Linked DNA regions of Homo sapiens: region 1 is linked to region 2. A link is a contact called in ENCODE Hi-C or POLR2A ChIA-PET data. All regions are on one chromosome and are shown on one strand. The core of a region is the stretch at or near the end of the contact, and the rest is flanking DNA. Distances in the headings are between cores, read along the strand shown.

The links. A loop is a pair of places that touch in the nucleus more often than their neighbours do. ChIA-PET counts read pairs that join two places held with the same protein, here RNA polymerase II (POLR2A). Pooled maps may share reads with other maps.
Region 1: a pooled map shows a loop between it and region 2 (3-fold over the local background). The contact joins the promoter of RPL5 here to the enhancer-like site in region 2. A Hi-C loop is called at or near these places in 2 of 168 maps with a recorded cell type or tissue (CD8-positive, alpha-beta T cell and naive thymus-derived CD4-positive, alpha-beta T cell) and 2 of 50 pooled maps. POLR2A ChIA-PET finds 5 or more read pairs at or near these places in 4 of 52 experiments (GM12878, activated CD4-positive, alpha-beta T cell, activated CD4-positive, alpha-beta memory T cell and 1 more).

What each region holds. Positions count from the first base shown.
Region 1 is chr1:92,827,990-92,833,289 of GRCh38, reverse strand. RPL5 (ribosomal protein L5) reads right to left here and starts at 1,250. Exons shown (of 8, transcript NM_000969.5): 1 at 1,173-1,250. The coding sequence starts at 1,175. It also overlaps a transcript of DIPK1A not described here. RefSeq lists enhancers at 172-809, 962-1,281, 810-1,448, 1,452-1,501.
Region 2 is chr1:92,458,362-92,463,491 of GRCh38, reverse strand. No RefSeq gene overlaps it. Among named protein-coding and RNA genes, the nearest start is that of GFI1, 26 kb to the left of the region's middle. Within about 2 kb of position 3,296, at least 2 of the 41 ENCODE cell types and tissues checked have a DNase peak (open chromatin) inside an H3K27ac peak, as active enhancers do.

The sequences.
Region 1 (5,300 bases), core at 1-2,500, 370 kb before region 2:
GTAAACAGACAACTGTCACTTGTAGAATCCCAGGTTTCACAAGCAACTAGGGTCAAGAATCTTTTTCCTCTACCTTCCATGTCACAGACTAGTAGTTTCATAAAACAATAAAAATGAATCCTTAGAGAAATATGGAATAAAAGAAACATACAAAATGCAGGCCCCAATTTATTACATTTAACAGGTATAAAATTATTGTTATATTGCTTTCAAAAGGTTTTAAACGCTTTCAATTTCCATATTTGTTTCTTCAAGGACCAGCACCGGTAATTGTGCCAAACTTTTGCGAAGCACTGCTCCAGACAGCAATCAGTGATGCCAAACGTCGGTTTGTTCGGAACACGCTATGTCCCACTTCGAAAACCTAGCCTCAAATAACAACTACGTACCTCTCTCGCTTCCCATGTTATGTTTTTCAAAAGCCTAAATTACCTGCCACAAAGCTTAACTGGGCAAGAGCACATTCAGCAGTAATTCCCCCACTAAAACAGCACTGTTCCCCATCAGCTAAAGCAACATTTCATCCCACCCTTGGGGCCCTACCCCAATAATTAAAAACTCATCCGGCGACGGACTCTAGAGGAAGAGGCAGGAGGCACGTATTCCATGTTAAAGGAGCTTCCGGGGCCCAGGGACCCCTCGGCCTCCAAGCTCCACTGACAATTTTGGCTTAAAAGCCACTTGCTCAGCCCACGGGCACAAGCTTCCTAAATCTAAGACTTGCCGGCTCCGACATTCTCCTGGAAAACCCACGAAGTACTCGGTACTCGGAGGTCGAGTGGGACCCGAGGACCTGCAGCCCCCCTCCATTCTGGCGTTCCCCAGCTAGGCTGAGGTCGACTGCTTGCGACCTCTCACGCCCGGCCGCTTGCCAGCGCCCCCTCACACTAGACGGCAGTATCCGCACTCAGGCTGTCTACTAAACTCACCCTTCTCCCCAATCCGCCGTCCAAGCTCACGCAACCCTTCTTCGCCAACCCCTCCCCCCAAGTTCGCGCACCGGGCGGCAGCCATTTAAGGCCACGCTGGGAACTGCACCTCGACCAAGTCAGAGCTAGCAATCTAACGCCATCCGGCCCCTGCGACGCGCGAGACGGGCCCTAGGCTGGCATACGGGCAAGAAAAGGGAACCTCCATGCATCTAAAGCCCCGAGACCGAGGCATCCACTCACCATCCTGCGGAACAGAGACCGGCGTCCGCTGCTCGACAGAGACCTGCAGGCCCAGCGGCGCTAGGGGGTGGGAAAAGGGCCACAGCCCTTGCGCAGGCGCAGTATGTAGCGCGGACGGTCACGCCAGTGACGTGTGAAAGAGAGAGGGCGTCGGCCACAAGGCGTTTTACGTTCCGCCCCCTGCTGGAAGGAGGGTGAATGCCTGCCCAAGCTCTCCAGGTTCCAATGCTCGGGGTATCTCACAGGATCCGTGCGGTGAGGAGGAGCAGGGAGGATTACTGGAGCCTTTCGCTTTCTTTGCTACAGCGTTTTGTTTTGTTTTGTTTTGTTTTGTTTTGTTTTGTTTTGTTTTGTTTTGTTCATAACGCATTTTGCTTTTCTAAGCAGGAAAAAAAAAAAAAATTAAATAGGACAAGTTTGCTTGGGAGCCCTCTTGCCTTCTCTGGGCTACTCATTCTGGTCCAAGAGCATATGGACCCACCCTCCCATCTCACCCCCAGGAAGCCTTCCCTGAGAGCCCCAAGCCTGGGATAGGGGCCACTCCTCTGCCTTCCTACAGCAGCTTTCTACTGGCTTCAGCCCACCACAGACTGTCAACTTTTCGAGGTGGGCCCTGATGTCCACCTCTGACTCTCCAGCACCTAGCAGGGTATCAGCTGCTCACCGTTAGAGCTGGGAGAAGGGACGGCCAACCAGGATGACAGGGTTAAGTGACTCCAAAACACTGCCACTAGAATAAATCAGGATTAGGATGCCAATTACTTCTGATTCCAACTTGTAATTCCTTATATAATAGGAAAAATAAACAGAGTTCGCTATGGCCGATGTCAACAGAGCTCTAGAGGAGAAAACTTAAAACACTTTTCACAGGAAGTGTGATTCTACTTTTGTGGAGCCACCTTTGAAAGGGTAAAGAAAGAGGTATTCAATTCGTATTTATAGAAAATATTTAAAAACCTTCATTTTGGTGGATTATCAAGTTATTAGCCTACCAAAGGTGCTCCATGTCTTGGTCAGGCCCTGCTTACACTGGAGGCAAAAGCATCAGGAAGGAAAGTCTGCCTGGAAACAGGCCGACTCCTAACTTCTGCATGTTTTAGGGCAAGGGTTCATAGGAAGACCCACATACTATTCATCTGAATATTTAGAAGTTGTGGGCCGGGCACGGTAGCTCAGGCCAGGTGCGGTGGGTCACGCCTGTAATCCCAGCGCTTTGGGAGGCCGAGGCAGGCGGATCGCGAGGTCAAGAGATCGAGACCATCCTGGACAACATGGTGAAACCCCATCTCTGCTAAAAATACAAAAACCAGCCGGGCATGGTGGCACGCACCTGTAGTCCCAGCTACTCGGGAGACTGAGACAGGAGAATCGCTTGAACCCAGGAGGCAGAGGTTGCAGTGAGCCGAGATCACACCACTGCACTCCAGCCTGGCGACAGTGAGACTCCGTCTCAAAAAAAAAAAAAAAGAAAGAAGTCATGAAGCAGGCTGGATGTGCTGGCTCAGGCCTGTAATCCCAGCATTTTGGGAGGCCAAGGCAGGAGGATCACTTAAACCCAGGAGTTCGGGACCAGCCTGGGAGACTTGGTGAGCCCCTGTCTCTATAAAAAATAAAATCCAAAAAAAGAAGTTATGAAACAAACAACATGTTAAATTAAATATACTTTATCATCCTTATCCCTCTCCTTCTTACCTTATAAATCCATAACAAGAAAATTAAAAATATGTATACCTATTCCCCTTGGTCACAGTCAGGGGTCTGTGGCTAGCATGGCTGGTTCAGCCAGTGCAGTTGGTGACACCAGGAGCTAGGGGGTAATTGTCCAGCATCCTCAGCCAACAGCATCTTATTCAAGTGGTAAAAGTTAAAAAACCACCAATAGTGGGATGAATTAACATTATAGGTTCACACCTGTAATCCCAACATTTTGGGAGGCTGAGCCAGGAGGATCACTTCAGCCCAGGAGTTCGAGACCAGCCTGGGCACATAAGAAGACCTCTATCTCTAGGGAAAAAGAAAAAGGAAAGCAAAGAAAAAATAAATTAACATTATATGCCTCCTGATGCACTGAGAAGAACACAAAACACTTCCTACCAAATTTACATAATCTAATCTAAAATAGTTATCTAATATGTACCAACCAAATCTAATCATGATGAAACTACACGTAAATCCAGATTTAGATAATTCTACAAAGTAACTGGCCTGTACTCTTCAAAAATGACAAGATCATGAAAGATAAGGAAAGCCTAAACAATATTCCAGACTGAAAGAGACCAAAGTGACATGACAACTGTATGCAATGTGTGATTCCATATTGCATCCTGGACAAGAAAGGAAAAAGGGAAATAAGAAGTCTTTGTATTTCTTTTGTTCAAAGGACATTGTCAGAACAATCGGTGAAACTTTACTGAAGTCTGGATTAGGTGATAGTAATGAATCAATGTTAAATTCTGATTTTTTTTTGAGATGGAGTTTCGCTCTTGTTGCTGAGGCTGGAGTGCAATGGCGCAATCTCGGCTCACCACAACCTCTGCCTCCTGGGTTCAAGCGATTCTCCTGCCTCAGCCTCCCGAGTAGCTAGGATTACAGGCATGTGCCACTATGCCCGGCTAATTTTGTATTTTTAGTAGAGACGGGGTTTCTCCATATTGATCAGGCTGGTCTCGAACTCCTGACCTCAGATGATCCACCCCCCACCTTGGCCTCCCAAAGTGCTGGGATTACAGGTGTGAGCCACCAAGCCTGGCTAAATTCTGATTTTCATAGGTAGACTGGTTATGAATGAGAGTTCTTTTTTTTTTTTAAGGTAATACACACTGAACTATTTTGGAGTAGTGGGCATTATTTCTGCAACTTGGTCCCAGTAAATGGCTTAGGAAGAAAATTACATGTGTGTATATACATACACATATATGTGCATGTAAAGAGAGAGATTAATAAGGCAAAAATGTGTTAAAATGGTGACAGTGGGGAACTTGGGAGAAGAGTATATGGAAATTCTTTGTACGGTTCTTAACCCAAGCAGTGGTTTTGAAATTATTTCAAAATAAAAAACAAAACATTGGCTGGGTGTCATGGCTCACCCCTGTAATCCCAGGACTTTGGGAAGCCTAAGCAGGTGGATCACTTGAAGTCAGGAGTTTGAGACCAGCCTGGGCAACATGACAACTCCTCATCTCTACAAAAAATAAAAATTGTAGCTGGGCGTGGTGGTACGTGCCTGTGGTCCCAGCTACTCGGGAGGCTGAAGCGGCAGGATCACATGAGCCCAGGAGGCAGAGATTACAGCGGGTCATGATCTTGCCACTGCACTCCAGCCTGGGTGATACAGTAAGACCCTGTCTTGTAAAACCAAAAAACAAAAAACCTGCGCTAGAATGGGAGCTATTTGTTATTTATTATTCCTTCTAGAATATAGCTTTTATTATTTGAAATGAAAGTGAACTCAGATTTGGCTGGGCACAGTGGCTCACGCCTGTAATCCCAGCACTTTGGGAGGCCCACGCGGGCAGATCACAAGGTCAGGAGTTCGAGACCAGCCTGGCCAATATGGTGAAACCCCATCTCAACTAAAAATACAAAAATTAGCTGAGCGTGGTCGTGGGCACCTGTAGTCCCAGCTACTCGGGAGGCTGAGGCAGGAGAATCTGTTGAATGTTGTGGGTGGAGGTTGCAATGAGCCGAGATCGCGCCACTGCACTCCAGCCTGGGTGACAGAGCGAGACTCCATCTCAAAAAAAAAAAAAAAAGAAAGTGAACTCAGTTTCATCAAATATGTCAACCATACATTACAAATAGAAAATAAATCAGCAGCTCTGTCTGCTCTCCACCATGTGAGGACACAAGGAGGAGTCAGCAGTCTGCAGCCCGGAAGAGGCCTTCACCAGAACTGAACCATGCAGGCACCTTGATCTCGGACTTCCAGCCTCCTGGAACTGTGAGAAATAAATTTCTGTTGTTTATAAGTTTAAAAAAAAATCAGCAATTTTTTGTTCTGTCACTGATGATTTATTTGATGATTTAACACAAATATGTGAAAAGATTTTAAGATATTAACTACATAGTATGATTTTGAGGTGCCTACTTACTGCCCTAATTAGCTGGTTATGTATTGAAACCAGCAAC
Region 2 (5,130 bases), core at 2,047-4,546:
GTCAAGAGTCTGGTGCAGAGTGGGCACTCAATAAATAACCCGCTGTCATGACTATTTTTATCATTATTGATATCTTCTAATATGAATAACTACCACCACTTATTAAGACTTTGCTCTATGTTAAGAAATGAACTAAATGCTCTGCATACATTTTCTCATTTAATCCTAGCAATATTCCTCTGAAACAAAGTATCTATCATTATTATCACCATTTTATAGGCGAGTAAACTAAGGCACAGAAAAGTTAACCATCTTTCCAAGGTCACATAGTGAATATGTGACACAGCTGGTATTAAACCCCAGGCAGTCTGGTTTTCAAGGCTGATCTCAGATTATTTGTACTATTTCTTTGGGGTCAGCTCACGTCACTGGTTGATTTTATTTCTCAATTAGATCATGACAAAATTTTATTCTGGAAACCCTGATAATCTTATTATTCTTATCCTTATTAAATCACATACATTCAATTAAGTCTATCCTGGTGTATTTTTTTCTCTTAAAAATTCACAAGGATATTTAAGAAATTAGCCACTCATTGCTGACGGCAGCAATTTACAGACCACCTCTCCCAAGCCCAGGACTATTCCATTGCCTGGTGCCCTTTGCTGCCATAGCCCAAGTTGTTTCCATCTGCCTGATGGAGACCAGGCTTCTCTATGTCCCTGAATAAGTACAATTGTATGAGGCACCTGATCCAGCAACTTACTAGTGTCCAGGGGCAAAGCTGTATTCTTTGTTAACTAACTTATTGATTCTAAAATCAGAAGTGCAAATATGTTTTCTGGCAGCATTTGGAAAGTGGGATTACACATTTCATTTTTGATTGCAGATAGAACTCCCTGCAGATATCGATGATTCTTTTTTATTGTAACTTGACCACCTATTTCAAATCCACTTAGAAATTTTTATTATGTTGCCCGAGCACAGTGGCTCATGCCTGTAATCCCAGCACTTTGGGAGGCTGAGGCGAACAGATCACTTGAAGTTAGGAGTTCGAGACCAGCCTGGCCAACATGGTGAAACCCCGTCTCTACTAAAAATACAAAGCCAGGCATGGTGGCACATGCCTGTAATCCCAGCTACTTGGGAGGCTGAGGCAGGAGAATTGTTTGAACCTGGGAGGTTGAGTTTGCAGTGAGCTGAGACTGTGCCATTGCACTCCAGCCTGGGTGACAGAGCGAGACTCCGTCTCAAAAAAAAAAAAAAAAAAAAAGAATTTTATCAATACAGTTGATTCTACCTGTATACTCCTGCCCTGGCCCATTCCCCAGCCTCACTTTTTATTACTTCTTTTATTTCTGTACTTTTTTTTTTTTCAATAAGAGTGGAAAGACCTGAAATGTTTTGTGACTTAAAAAAAATAGTTCTAGTTCTCTCCACAAATTTTGAAATAATAAGCATGATTGCCATGGCAGACAACCCTACCCACCTAAACCTTTGCTTCCCGTACACTTAAATATAGGCTACAATTATTACTTCTCTATTTAGAGATTATTGTGGTTTCAGTTTTCATTGTGTCCTTGTGGGGTTTGCCTCTTTGGGTTGCCATTATAAATGTCTCTTTTATTCCCCCATGTGGTCACTTTCTTAAATACCTTGTTTAGCACATCTTAAATGGAGTGTGGTTTGACTGTGGTATCTGCCAACCTTAGGGATATTCTACTACTTTTGTTCCCTTCCAATTATAGAAAACATGTGATAATAATTTCGCTTTTGTGAACTGTCGGGGAAGGGAAGAGATCATACATATCTTAAACACCTATTATGTGTCAAGCGTTTTGCCAATATTTTCCCAATTTAACATTCCTGTTAGATGATTGTCATTACATCTGTATTATGCATGAGAAAACTGAAACTCAGAGAGGTACTAAATGGTGAAGACAAGATTTGAATCAGGTCTTCTGGGCATGTGATCGTGAAAAGGCATGAGATGTGTGGACAAGTTCAGCCTCATGAGGATCAGGCAGTCTCTTTCCTAGATATCTGGTTCTTCTGCTTTTCTCCCTACCCCTAATCTACTCCTAACTGAAATAAGGGGTTTCAAGTGGAAATGCTAATACTTATCCTATTCACTTCACAGGAGGTGTTATGGGATTTGGTGAGGCAATACTTTAAATTTCAGAGAACAGATACTATAGTCGTCAAAGGCATTATTTATGCTATTTTCTGATAGGCAGTGAGTTGACATTTTCTTCTGTATTACTATTGTTTGTGGAGGCTGGCAAAGCTGAACACCTCTAATTCAGACATCATCCCAAACCTCAGGCCACCCTGTTCTCTCATTTTCATTTACCAAATCTGCTTACACAGACTCCAACTTGTGTATTTTCCCCTCTCCTACTCCTTTAAGTCCTCTCACCAACAGGAGACAAAGACAGCACTCTGGGGATGAAGGCCCAGAAACTAGACTCCTAGCACACAAACTTAATAATAAGCTCATGAAACTTTTAATAGTATTTAAAATAGTATTAAAATTTGTATCAATAAATATAAAAATAGATTAATTCATCAGAGAGTTCCAAGGTGTACCCAGCAAGGAAATAACTTTTAAATATAGAGTGATAGGGTCAAGCACAGTGACTCATGCTTGTTATCACAGCACTGTGGGAGGCTGAGGCAGGAGGATTGCTTGAGCCTAGGAGTTGGAGGTTATAGTGAGCTATGATTGCACCACTGCACTCCAGCCTGGGCAACAGAGGGAGACCCTGTCTATAAGTCAAGAAATAAATACAGAATGATGGTTACAACTTTGGGAGCATTTCACAAATGGAAAAACTTGTGTATAATAAGTGGCTCTAGGGCCGGGCACAGTAATTCCAGCACTTTGGGGGGCCAAGGTGGGTGGATCACTTGAGGTCAGGAGTTTGAGACCAGCCTGGCCAACACTGCGAAACCCCATCTCTACTAAAAATACAAAAAAAAAAAAATTAGGTGGGCGTGGTGGCACATACTTGTAAGCCCAGCTACTTGGGACTGAGGCAGGAGGATCACTCAAACCCAGGAGGTGGAGGTTGCAGTGAGCTGAGATGGTGCCACTGTACTCTAGCCTGGGTGACAGCAAGACTCCATCTCAACAACAACAACAAAAAAAAGTTGGGGGGGGCACCTAACAATGTCCATTCCTGACTTATTTATTTGGTCAAAGGATGTGAATATTTTTAAATGATTATTCTTCTCCAGCTTCTCCCTTTGCCTCTGCTATTAGGTTGGTTTCCTTCAACAGCCTGACGATTGGTCATGGCAAAGAGAAACTGTGCGTGTTAGCATTCTGAGAGTGGTTTGGAGATTTACTCCCACTAAGTTGATAAACTTCCTCCTTCTTAACGGTTTTCTAGACTCTAATCCTAATCATTGCCTTCTTTCCAAATTCTCCACGAGTGTTGCTCAGGAAGCACAAGTAGCTGTAAACCACAGAGGCTGGTTCTTACCAACTGTTGGATTCAACCTGTAGCAAACTGGACAGAGCACAGCCTGTCCTTTCAAGAGCCCAGAGCAACTCCTAAGTGAAGAAAGAGAACTCAACTTGTATTGTGTAAATTTTACCCAGAACAGTCTCAGGAAGTATCACAGCTTCCTGATTGCAAACCTAGATAAAGTCTAAGGCCACAGCTGCTAAGGACAAAAGCCACCAACCCCCCAAAATGAAGAAAATGACATCCAAAGTCTGTATTTGAGAGAAAGTCCTATTAGATACGTGAGGGTGTAAAAGACAATTCAGATGAAGGAACTGGTTTTGTGTCTCAAGCAAACAAAGGTCACCTTTGGAAATAATAGAGAACAAGGGAGATCTGAGAGTTCTGACTGCCAGTATCATGAAGTCGGTTTCTGCACGATTATTTCATTATAGATTAAACCTGAATCTGATTAAACCTATCATGGATATGGAGTGAGCTGATGGGAGCCCATGTGTTGGAACTCTGAAGTGGAAAGACTTACCCCATAAAATCTTTTCTCTGCTTACCTTGCTTTCAGTGCCTCCTCTAAAATATGAAAGCCACTGTGTTCCATCAATATTAAGAAAAACATCTCTGTGGCTTAAAAAGTAGATCAGGCCTGGGTGCAGTGGCTCATGCCTGTAATCCCAGCACTTTGGGAGGCCGAGGCAGGCGGATCACCTGAGGTCAGGAGTTCAAGACCAGCCTGGCCAACATGGTGAAACCCCGTCTCTACAAAAATACAAAAAAAAAAAAATTAGCCGGGAATGATGGCAGGTGCCTGTAATCACAGCTACTGGGAGGGTGAGGTGGGAGAATCGCTTGAACCTGGGAGGCGGAGGTTGCAGTGAGCCAAGATCATACCATTGCACTCCAGCCTGGGCAACAGAGTGAGACTTCGTCTCAAAAATAAATAAATAAATAAATAAATAAAAAGAAAAGTAGATCAAGATTGATTGCAAAGAGCAGAATTCAAATTCCTTTGCTGACTAGTTGCATGCCTTTGGACAATTTAATCCTAGTTGCTTTATCTGTTGGGAATACATGGGAAGAATAATTCCTACTTGTAGGGTTATTGTGAGGATTGCAGATACCTGCAAGATGCCAGGCCCAGAGGAAACAACCAACATATAATAGTTATTATCCTATTATTCTTAATCAATGACTTTGAAATGTAACAGGGCTGGCCAGGAGCAGTGCCTCACACCTGTAATCCTAGCATTTTGGGAGGCCAAGGCGGGTGGATCACCTGAGGTCAGGAGTTCGAGACCAGCCTGGCCAACATGGTGAAACCCTGTCTTCTACTAAAAATACAAGAATTAGCTGGGCGTAGTGGCGCATGCCTGTAATCCCAGCTACTCGGGAGGCTGAGGAAGGAGAATCGCTTGAACCCAGGAGGTGGAGGTTGCAGTGAGGCGAGATGGAGCCACTGCACCTCAACCTGGGTGACACAGTGAAACTCTGTCTCAAAAAAAAGAAAAAAGAAAAAGAAGTGTAACAGGGCTGGAAACTCCCATTTCTGGCAGTATCATAGATTAGATATCCTGAATAACTCTGTAGATTAAAACAACCAAAATTCTGGGTAAACTATTCTTACATAATTATAAATAAATCACTGATCTGTCACCAAAATAAGGAATTTGTTGATTTCAGAAACAGTAGTGAAAGTAGGAAATCTGGTCGGGGAAGCAGGGTT